Regions from separate parts of the Homo sapiens genome. Here region 2 is linked to region 1. A link is a contact called in ENCODE Hi-C data. All regions are on one chromosome and are shown on one strand. The core of a region is the stretch at or near the end of the contact, and the rest is flanking DNA. Distances in the headings are between cores, read along the strand shown.

Evidence for each region. Hi-C counts contacts between places; a loop is a spot of excess contacts on that map.
Region 2: a loop to region 1 is called in a map of natural killer cell, with 5 times the contacts of the local background. The contact joins the promoter of OR5D16 here to the promoter of OR5D13 in region 1. A Hi-C loop is called at or near these places in 3 of 168 maps with a recorded cell type or tissue (HepG2, Panc1 and natural killer cell).

What each region holds. Positions count from the first base shown.
Region 1 is chr11:55,771,311-55,777,266 of GRCh38, reverse strand. It overlaps OR5D13 (olfactory receptor family 5 subfamily D member 13), which reads right to left and starts at 3,829. Exons shown (of 1, transcript NM_001001967.1): 1 at 2,885-3,829. The coding sequence starts at 3,829. The coding sequence ends at 2,885.
Region 2 is chr11:55,836,447-55,842,402 of GRCh38, reverse strand. It overlaps OR5D16 (olfactory receptor family 5 subfamily D member 16), which reads right to left and starts at 3,651. Exons shown (of 1, transcript NM_001005496.1): 1 at 2,665-3,651. The coding sequence starts at 3,651. The coding sequence ends at 2,665.

The sequences.
Region 1 (5,956 bases), core at 2,580-5,079:
TCTTTTCTCAGGATCAATGAGGAATGCAATGGGATCTTCCCATATCAATGTGAAAAACACTAATTTATCAACGAATTAACCCTACCCTGAATTATTGCAACAGGACAATTATATTTCATCTGTCTCATTCTTTTTTTTTTCTTTTCGAGACAGTCTTGCTCTGTCTTCCAGGCTGGAGTGCAGTGGCACTATCTTGGCTCACTGCAACCTCCACCTCCCAGGTTCAAGGGATTCTCCTGCCTCAGCCTCCCAAGTAGCTGGGATTATAGGCACCCACCAGCACGACCAGCTAATTTTTGTATTTTTTGTAGAGACGGGGTTTCACCATGTTAGCCAGACTCATCTTGAACTTCTGACCTCAGGCGATCCGCCCGCCTTGGCCTCCCAAAGTGCTGGGATTAGAGGTGTGAGCCACCGCACGGGCCCATCAGTCTCATTCTTAAAGGATTGGTGTATTAGTTAGGATTCTCTAGCAGGACAGAACTAATAAGATGTGTGTGTGTGTGTGTGTGTGTGTGTGTGTGTGTGTATAAAGAGGAGTTTATTAGGTAGTATTAATTCACACGATCACAAGCTCCCACAATAGACCATCTGCAAGCTGAGAAGCAAAGAAGCCAGTCTGAGTCCCAAATCTGAAGAAATTGGAATCTGATGTTCCAGGGCAGGAAGCACCCAGCACAGGAGAAAGATGCAGGCTAGAGTCTAAGCCAGTCTATAGTCTTTTCACATTTTTCTGCCTGCTTTATATCCCAGCCTCTCTGGCAGCTGATTAGACGGTGCTGACCCAGATTAAGGGTGGGCCTGCCTTTCCCAGACTCAAATGTTAATCTCCTTTGGTAACACCCTCATAGACACACCCAGGAGCTACATTTTCATCCTTCAATCCAGTCAAGTTGACACTCGGTATTAACCATCACACTTGGTAATGTGGATATTATAGAAGGTCATCAGAGACATAATGCAGGTGAAGATGTATTGAGATTACCTAGCATATGTATATGATACCATAAACAATACATATACAGCTATACATATGATTCCACTTGTACATATACTCATGTGTGTATGTGCATGTGTATTCATAAAATCAGTTTCTCTGTGTTGGACAAGATTTTTCCTGCTTCCCTCTGTTTACCCTGAGTAAGTCTATAGCAAAAGTCCATCATGGAAGAAAACCCATCGCTTCTAGGAAAATCACTTTTGAAAGGAACATGGTCACAAAATCCTCAAAAATATCCCCTACTCTTTTCCCTTCCCTATAATATTGTACATCCCAGAGAGAAAAATTTTCTCCTAAATTAAAATATGTGATTTCACTTCTAATGGGTAAATACCCAGGAAAGGAATTATTGAGTTAAATGGGAAGTCTTTGTGTAATTTCATAAGATATTGCTAAATTGTTTTCAAAGACTTAACTTTTACCTCCACCTGAAATGTGTTAGCATTACAGTTGATTCATTTTTTTCACTGACACTTGGCATTTCAGTTAAATTTATTTTAGCCATTCTAATGAGTGTTCAATTATACATCACTCTGTGTGTGTATGTATGTGTGTGTGTGTGTGTGTGTCTGTGTGTGTGTGTGTGTGTCTGTGTGTGTGTTGAGACAGAGTCTCCCAGGCCAGACTGCAGTGGCATTATAGCTCACTGTAACCCCGAACTCCTGGGTTCAAGCAATCTTACCACCTCAGCCTCCTCAGTCACTGTGGTTTTAATATAACTTTCATTGATGATTAGTGATACTCAATATCTTTTCAGGTGTTTATGAATGATTTGTGTATCTTCTTTTGTCAAGTGTGTCCTAAAACATTTAATCCATTTTTAACTAGATGGTTTGTCTTCTTGTTTTGAGTACAATAGTTCTTTATATGTTCCACAAACAAATCATTTGTCAGACCTAAATATTACAAATATTTATTTACAATCTGCAGCTTACATTTTCACTTTCTTAATGTGTCTTTTGCCATAAAAAAAACTTTTAACATAAGGTTTTATTGTTAATAAAATTCATTTTATCCATTTTCTGATGATCCATTCTTTTAACATTCTATCCAAAAAAGTTCCACCCAAACTTTGAAAAGATTCTCCCTATGTTTTATGCTAAAAGGTACTTATAACATTTACATTTAGATTTATGATATATTTCATTTAATTCAAGTTAGTAGCTTTGTATGATGGGAAATAAAACTTATGGCTCTTTTGTTCCACACGAATATCCAGTTTTCCCATTATTATTTTTCTCCATTGAATTATAATGGCCTGTTTGTTGGAATATAAGTTACCAGATATGTGTGACTTCATTTTAGGACTCTGTTACCTTAATATCCCATTGCCTGAATACTCAGATAATTTTTTAGAATAAAATAGGGCATGCATTAAGAAAGGTAGAGTAATACTTAATTCCATTTCATTTGCTAATCAGCAGGCTATAATTTTCATGAATAAAAATCAACTTCTTCCATTCAAAACAAGAAAAAGTAAAGGGTTGGTTGTTCCACAAGACACAGTAAGCAGAAGTTTTGTTAAAGTCACTCAGGAATATGGTTTTCCTGATTACAATTTTAGGGAACCATCCTGAATCTGCACACATTTAATCAGTTTGAATCAGTTTTGCTTTGAAAATACACATAAAATTACAGAATACCTAGAAAAGTATTTTAAAATAATTTACAAATACTGCAACAGATGATATAAAAGCTTTAGGTTTTAGAATTTTTAGTTACATGTCATTTAGATCTATTTCAAAAGGTTGTGCTGGTGTGAATGTGTCAACTGATAGTCTATTGATTAAATAATTTGAATAATCAATTGCACTGTAAGAGATGGGTAATCTGTAAGATAGTAAATCACTTTTTTCAGAAATAACGTATCTAAGAACATCATATTCAGTGGTAAATCAATTTGGTGACAACTAATTTTTCAAACATGTTATTGATATCTTTGTTCCTAAGGCTGTAGATCAATGGGTTCAGCATTGGAATCGCCACTGTGTAAAACACAGAAGCCACTGTAACTATGAGGCTAGAAGTTTTAGGATTAGGAACACAGTAAAGGAAAAGGATAGTTCCATGGAAGATAGTGATGGCTGTCAGGTGGGAGGCACAGGTGGAGAAAGTTTTCTGGCGCCCACTTGCAGATCGCATCTTCATAATGGTAGTGAAAATAAGCATATATGATGTCAGAATGATAATTAGGCTGCTCACCTCATTGAATATGGCAATAATAAAGCATAGCCTCTGGCTGATATAGGGGTCTGAGTAGGAGGCAGAAACAATTACAGAGTGGTCACAGATAAAATTATTTATGAAGGTAGATTCACAAAACGATAAGTCAAGAAGAAAATATGTGAGTATCAGGGAGCACACTATCCCCCATGTATAGGACCCAGCCACCAGAAGAGCACAGAGCTTCTGAGACATAATAGTGGTATACAGCAAGGGTTTACAAACTGCCACAAAACGGTCATAAGCCATCGCTGCTAACATGAAAGTTTCTGTCACTCCAAAAATGCAAGCAAAACAAAATTGCATGATGCAACCAGAGAAAGAGATGGTTCTGTATTCCACAACCAAGTTCTCCAACAGTTTAGGTGTAACTACAGTGGAAAAACAGAAGTCTGTCAAGGACAAGTGACTAAGGAAAAAGCACATGATTGTATGGAGTTTTGAATTGAGTCTGATGATTATTATCATGCCCAAGTTCCCCACTACAGTGACTGTGTAGACGAACAAGAAAACCAGAAAGAGTGGAACCTGGATTTCTGGGTATTCTGAAAAACCCAAGAGAATAAAAGTGGGTGTGCTGCTTTGATTTCTTTCAGATGCCATCATGATACTTGTTGGATTAAAAGGAAAAAAGTTATTCTTGAAAAGCAGAACTGGATAGGAAAAAAGAGATAGGAAAGAGGCTTCATGTGTTTCTAGGACAAGTGATATAGAACAGTGATTCTCAAAATGTGGTCATCAAACCAGCAGTAGCATCACCTCCTGGGAACTTCCTACTATTGCCAATTCTCCAGCTCCATCAACCTTCTGAACAGAAGCTCTGGGATGAGGCCCACTATTTGTGGTTTAGTCAAGTCTCCAGGTGATTTTGATGCCTGCTAAAGGGCAAAAACCACCACTTACATGGAAAATATACAGTAATCATTCTATTATTGAAAAGTCAGCCATTTTTAGTATGATTGACATAGAACTGAAATATATATTATGACATAAAATCAATTTTTAAAAACTGAGAAGCACAAAGGAAACCTTCTCATGGATCTAAAAATTACACTGAGGATCAAGTAGGTGATTTAGCACCGCCAATGGTGGCACATAAATGTTACTATTTTCTACCTTTGCTGGGCATAACACAGAATTAAATGATTGTAGAATTTAAGAATTTAAATAAACCATAAAATGTATATAGCCTATGCCTTGCACCTAATCCTCAAGAGTTTGCTGTGGAAGCCCATTTCTAAGATGTTTATGTAGCTTCCATTAAAACTTTCATCAATGTACATTGCCTCCTGGAGTGTTTTTATGGGCATTTTGACAATTTGCTGAACTTTTATTATTTTATTAAATAAAGTCAATTAATTAAATTTCCATTACCTGTTCCTTGATGTGCTTTAGGTCACATCTTCTGAGATATACATATATATGTATACATGTATGCACATAATATGTATTCTATATGTGCTAATACAGAATATGTTAGAAAAATAGAAACATCTGTAGTTGTCAAAAATATTTTCATACAAAATATATTCTCTGATACCCTGAAAGTTGTATAATGAAAATTACACATGTTCTTAACCAATAAGAAATAAATAATCTCTCTTTCTTTTTTTTTTTTTTTGAGCTTGAGGCAATTTTATTGAAATTAGTGGTAAGAATGAAAGATTACAGCCAATCTAAAATCAGTGGGCTACATCAAATTATAAACAAAGGTTGTAATCTAGTCATTCAACATGCACTGTTTATATGGAGTTATTTCTATTTATTTATTTTTGTTTGCTTGTTTTTGAGACAGGGTCTCACTCTGTCACCCAGGCTAGAGTGCAGTGGCAAGATCAATGCTCACTGCAGCCTCGAACTCCCAGGCTCAAGTGATCCTCCTCAGTAGATGGGACTACAGGCATGCACCACCACACTAGGATAATTTCTTATTTTTCTCTAGAGACAGGGTCTCACTATGTTGCCCAGGGTGTTCTCAAACTTCTGAGCTCAAGCGGTTATCTCTCTTTCATGATAAGACAAACTTTAAGAAGACAGGGGAGTGAAAATAATAAAACCTAAAGTAAATGGACTTGTTATGAGTGAAAAAGCATGAATAAAAATAGGACGATGCAGCAGAAATCCATGTATATTTCTTTTTTCATCTTCTCAGCTTTCCCTGAAATGAGTGCCAAGCTCCAGTCCTATGCATTTCCTTACATGCACTACAAGCAACCCTCAACACAGAGCATTCATCATGAGCATATTCTTTCCAGTACCAAGTGGGCCTGGGTGATTTCACTTTAAGCATTCATTATCATTTACACAATGCTAATGAATGGTTTGCCCTTCAACGTTTGACCAGAGTAGTGAAGGCTGCTACCACTGCTTGGGATACTTGGCACAGTTAATAGGTCAATAACAAAAGAGATTCTCAGAAAGAGACCTGATATTTAAGGCTTAGCTATTTCAAAAGCATTTCATAAACATCAATGGGTTGTCATTAGGCTTGTACTCAAGACAAAGCAGGCACAGGGAAGTTCAAAATCAACAAATATCTCATAAGTTTTTGTAGACTTTTCTCCATTGTTCCCTAGTGCCACCACTAGCGGTGTCTGTATTACAAAATGTAATTCTAATGAATACTTCATGCTTTGTTAGTGAAAATTAAAATGTCTCTAGCCATAAAAAGAGGCCAATTTAACTTTTAGGGTAATCTATATGCACTGGATTCCCATGTTTTCCACCTGAATT
Region 2 (5,956 bases), core at 2,402-4,901, 65 kb before region 1:
TACCCTAAAACTTAAAGTATAATAATAAAAAAAGAAGAGCCAGAGATCAAATAAATAAATAAATAAATTTATAATGAATTATTTTTGAAGTATACTAAGTTTTCAATCATTATGTAGTTTTTCAAAATTAAATCTTTTAAGTGACACATGAATAAAAGAATTGAAGTATGGTAAAGTAAATTATGTTCTACATAGCAGGAATAGGAGCTACCAAAGATACTTTGAAATTTAAATTTGTAGGAAGAAGAATATGAGATCAGTATTTATGAAAAGTGTTCATGCTTCTATGGTTTAATCTCCAAATTATTGTCTTATGTCTCCGACTAATTTAATCATTGATCTGAGTACTTAAACAATATATATAATTTCTTCAGAATAAAAATTTAGAAGATTGTGTCTCTTACTTTATAAAAATGTAATTATCCTTTGCTAAGTAAAGGAAGAAACACAAGAATTTACTCTTTTGAAATGGAGTATTCCTCACTGATTTCGATCAAGATTAATACAGCTTTTCTGCTACTTTTCCACCATTGTTCCAGGTGTTAAAGATCAAGAAAGTGACAATGTATAATGGAAGACAGTTCACTTGTGAATATATAAAACAGTGTTGACTAACGTTACGTATTCACATATAAACTGTGATAAAAGTGATTTCAGTTCATCATGATAAGTTTATAATCATGTAACTATTGCAAATTATTTCATTGAACCAATACAACATGTTGCCTGGTTTTCATTTTACCTTTCCCCAAATAGCCATAATTTATTATCTCAATGTTTTTCAGGCTTAATTTGGAATTTCATTCAGATACATAGCATATAGAACAAAGGAAGACTGAATTATAAGTAATTCGAGTAAAAATTATTAAAGAAAAGATAAAAAAGATAAAGATTGCATTATAAAATTTCTAAATTAGATATTGTGTGTGTGAGGACCTCTTAAAATAAATATTACAATTATCAGGGGGCTATTGAGCCTCATTAATATACACAATTGTCTTGATCTTTCTTTCTTTGTTTAGATTGTAATTAAAAATGACAGTTAATTTAAAACAACATTCAAGTCCAAGTGGGCAATAAGCTCTCAATACTTATAACAGCTCCACCCAATTGTTTTAAGAAGGCTGCCTAAAGAGCCCTGATGAAGAGAATTGCAACATGCCCTTGTTCAAGCTGCTCTATAAATACTGATGGTAACTGGTAGGTGATGGAAAAGAAGCATAATCATTGAAAGTGAATATATCATCTCTGTGTTCATTCTCAATAATTCAAGAAGCAAATTAATATTTCTAAACCTCGCATAAATCCTTTCATTCTTGGCAGGGCACAGTGGCTCATGTCTGTAATCCCAGCATTTTGGGAGCCAGCCCAGGAATTTGACGCAGCCCAGGAGTTTGAGTCCAAGAGTTTGCAGATTGCTTGAGTCCAGGAGTTTAAGGCTGCAGTGAGCCAAGATCGTGCCACTGCTCTCCAGCCTGGACAACAGAGAGAGACCCTGTCTAAAAATAAATAAATAAAAATAAAATAAAATAAAAATTATTTCATTCTCTACATTGGAATTCTGTTTTGAAATAGATTAGAATAGTAGTAACATTATATTCAAATGTACATTTCTTCGCGTACCTAACAATATACCTTGGATGTATATGACATAAAATTGTAGCTCAAAAACATTTATTGAAATATTAACTTAATAATATATAATCACCTCCTTAACATTATCCATGCTCTTTACTCCTGATTAAAACTTCTGTCTTGCTCTTTTGTTTCTCTCAAAAACCTATTCATCCTTCAAGGCCAAATTAAAATAGCATGCAATTCTGAAACAATCTTTCCTGCATCTCCAAATGGATTTGAAGTAACTCTCTCCACCAATCCTTTTAGGATATTTACCAACATTACTGGATTTTGAAGTCCTAGAAAATGGGTCTATCTTTTTCTGAATACCATTTTTTTCACTAAATTTATAGTACCAAATTGCTTGTTCAATTAACACACCTATCAGTCACCAGGAAAGAAAGGATAACATAATTAACCTTTATTACACATATGTAATATGCCAGCTATATTGTTTACATTTTCATTTGCTTTCCACAATGTCTTATGAACTAAATCATATTACATGGCCAGCCACAGTGGTGCACGCCTGTAATCATGCACTTTGGGAAGATGAGGCGGGCGGATCACCTGAGGTCAGGAGTTCGAGACCAGCCTGGCCAACATGATAAAACCCCGTCTCTACTAAAAAGTAAAAAAAATTAGCCAGCCGTGGTGGTGGGCACCTGTAATCTCAGCTACTGAGGGGCCTGAGGCAGGCAGAACTGCTTGAACTCAGAAGGTGGAAGTTGCAGTGAGCTGAGATCGCACCACTGAACTCCAACCTGGGCAACAGAGTGAGACCCCATCTCAAAATAAATAAATAAATAAAACTATATTATTTTGTAGACAAAGACAATTATTTTGTAGACAAAATATTTTATAGACAATTATTATTTTGTAGTCAACGTCAATTAGTTTTGTCTGGCTTATATAAGCTGAGCCAAGAATAGCTTCCCTGATCTAAAACTCATAGCCATTCTATTGCAAAAAAGGTTTTTTTAAATCTAAAGTGATTTTTTTTAGTGAACTCTTGATGCACAGTCCATTTGAAAAAACAGGAAAAATTTATTGTTCAATAACAAAATTAAATGGATACCAATGCCTATGTTTAATATGAAAATATTTTGTATTGATTATTTTTCGGATTGCATCCTTAACATCTTTATTTCTCAGACTGTAGATCAGGGGATTCAACAAGGGGATCACCACGGTGTAAAACACAGAGGCCACTTTGACTGTGTGCCTGGAGTTTTTGGAGTTGGGTACACAGTAGAGGAAGAGGATGGTGCCATGGAAGATGGTGATGGCAGTCAGGTGGGAGGCACAGGTGGAGAAGACTTTGCGGTGCCCACTGGCTGAAGGCATCTTCAAGGTGGTGACAATGATGAATGCATAAGATGTCAGAATGATGAGTAGTGTGCTTATCTCATTAAAAGTGGCAACAGTGAAAAGAAGCAACTGGCTGAGATAAGAGTCAGGGTAAGAGAGTGATATCAGGGAGGATAACTCACAGAAGAAATGATTGATTGTGTTGAAACCATGAAAAGATAACTTTAAAGCAGAGCACGCGAGTGTCAGGGAACATGCGACTCCCCATGCATACAATACAACCACCAGCATGGCACAGAGTTTCTGGGAGATGGCAACTGTGTAGAGCAGAGGATTGCAAATGGCCACAAAGTGGTCATAGGCCATCACCGCAAATAGAATTAATTCAGTCACTACAAAGGTGCAAAAGAAAAAGAATTGCACCAAACATCCTGAGAATGAAATGGTTCTATCTTCTACAACCAGGTTCACCAGCATCATGGGAGCAATGATGGAGGAATAGCAGAAATCCACAAAGGAGAGGTGGTTGAGGAAAAAATACATGGGGGTATGCAATTTTGGGTTAATTTTGATGATCACTATCATCCCAAGATTCCCTACCACACTGAAGCCGTAGACTGCCAGAAATACAAAGAAGAGGGGAATTTGCAGTTCCAGGTAATCTGAGAAGCCCAAGAGAGTGAATGTGGCCTCAGATGTCGTATTTCTCTCTGTCAGAAACATGTTTTCCTTTCGTGTGATCCGAAAATCAGTCTTAGAAATTAAATATTGAAAGTGATTGACAAAGCAGCTTAACCATCCCCTCTGTAGAATATAAGGTGAGACAAAATAGATCTCTGTTAATATCCTGATAGGTGCTGTGTCAAGACAGGAATAACTACAGTTTCAAAATAGAATTACCATTAAATGTTGCTTTCTCCAAATTAGAAAATTAATTCTGTTCATGTCCTTAAATAAAATTTTAAAAACATACAGTTGTCATTATGAAATCAAGCAATTCAGGTGATAACATATAATAAAACTCTCATGTAAAACATCTGAATCTCACTGAACCTCACCAGTTCTGCAAAGAAAAATCCAGTAAAGTAAAATAAGTATTTATATCAGTCCAACAATTTCTAACAAAAAATGAGTCTGAAATAATTTCTATAATTGCAACTATTTTCTATATAATAATAATAAGGGCATATATTGTGATATAGTGAATGTAGTCTTAGAGTTATCATTTCTATCTATGGTTAATTTTTAGTTCAGCCTTTTAATTGTTATTATTCTTTTGAACTAAATAGGCCAGACATCAAAATCAGTAATTATTTATGTTTTTCAGTAAAGACATCTATTGAATGGTTTTATTCTACAGATAAACAAACAGAAGCTTGAAGAAGGCATGACTTGACCAAGACAGGTACAAATTCGATGCAATGGACCCAGTTTCCTTGACTCTCAGTCATAGACTCATCTCTCTATGCCAGGCTTTACTCTACATTACAGATAGAAATTTCAACATTTTACTTTGTAAAGATTACATTTTCATATATCATTTTTCTAATTCTTTTGACCACATTTAAGACAATCTTTAGATTATAAAACTATAAAAATTAGCCCAGTGAAAGTGCTGATGGATGCAGAGGTGTTCTGAATATTTATCAAAATGAGACATAGAGAATGGAAGTTAGAAAAATGTCCCCATTCAGGAATAAATATCATAAAAACCTATAAACATTGACGAAGACATTTTCTTTTTCTAGGTCCCCTCTCCTTTCCCTTAACATCATCAGCTAGGACACTCGTTCTGTCCTTCTCTTACCTGTCAATAATATAGATGAGATTCTTAAGGTGTCACCCCACTCTAAAGACATTCATGAGAAAGGAGTTTTTAATACAGAGAGAATGGTGGGGTTTCTCAAATTTAGGCATAGGGGCGGGGTTATCATAAAAAATTAGAACCCCAGTCAAATCTGAATCTCAGGTAGACAAAAAAATTGTTTATGGCCTAAATATGGTGTGGAACATAATCATAGTAAAAACTATTTTTGCTCATCTGAATTTGAAATTTAATTCAGTGTCTTGCATTTCTGTCTGCTGAATCTTGCAACTCTATATCCAAAACAACCCAGCATCTTATAGCAAGAAATACACCCTGGTTTACCTGACACTTTCCTCATTTTAGTACTGTAAGCCACTCACACCCAAATCTCTCAATCATATTCCTTTATAATTAAGACTTATGTGAACTGTCATTTATGGTAAGGTCATCTCCAATTCTGTAAACCAACAAATAGGTTCTAAATGTTCCAGCACCAACAGGGTCCCATGCAACAGCGAGAACTCTCCATAGTGCTATATGTTCATTTATGCAAGAATTTAAAGCACCAGTAAAAAGACAGTACTTTCTAGCCATTTCTCACTATTATAAAATTCATTCTCATTGAAGGTTTCTAAACTTCAGCAGTACTGACACTGTGCTGGATTATTCTTTGTTTTGGGAAGCTACCCTGTGCATTATACCATGTGTGGCAGCATCTCTGTCTTCCATCCACTAGATGAAAGTCTCACTTCCCCACGCCCTCACCCAGATGTGAAAATCAAAAATGTTTCCAGACACTGCCAAATGTTCCCATCAGGAGAAGGGTAGGGAATGCATAATTCTCTATGCTGCCTTGCTTCCTTGATTCTGATAGATTGCAATGTATCTTCTACTGAATTCAATTTAAGACTGAGGTGCAATTTAAATATTATGGTTTCTTGTATCCCAAATTATACTATTACAAGGATTAAACAATTGTATTATCTTTGGGCAATGTGGTGTCCAAAATCTTCTTCCTTGTAATATCCTCCTTTTCTTTTTCTTTTTGCCTTCATGACCCCATGTTGTTTTTTCCATGCTCTAAAATATTTAGATTAAGTTGCCTTTACTATGTTTCTCCAGAAGGTTCATTTTATTCCTTTAAAAATTCAATTTTATGTAAATGCCTATCTCCCTTCCTCAGCTCTTCTAAAAATTTACAGAAGCAAAGAGTTATATATT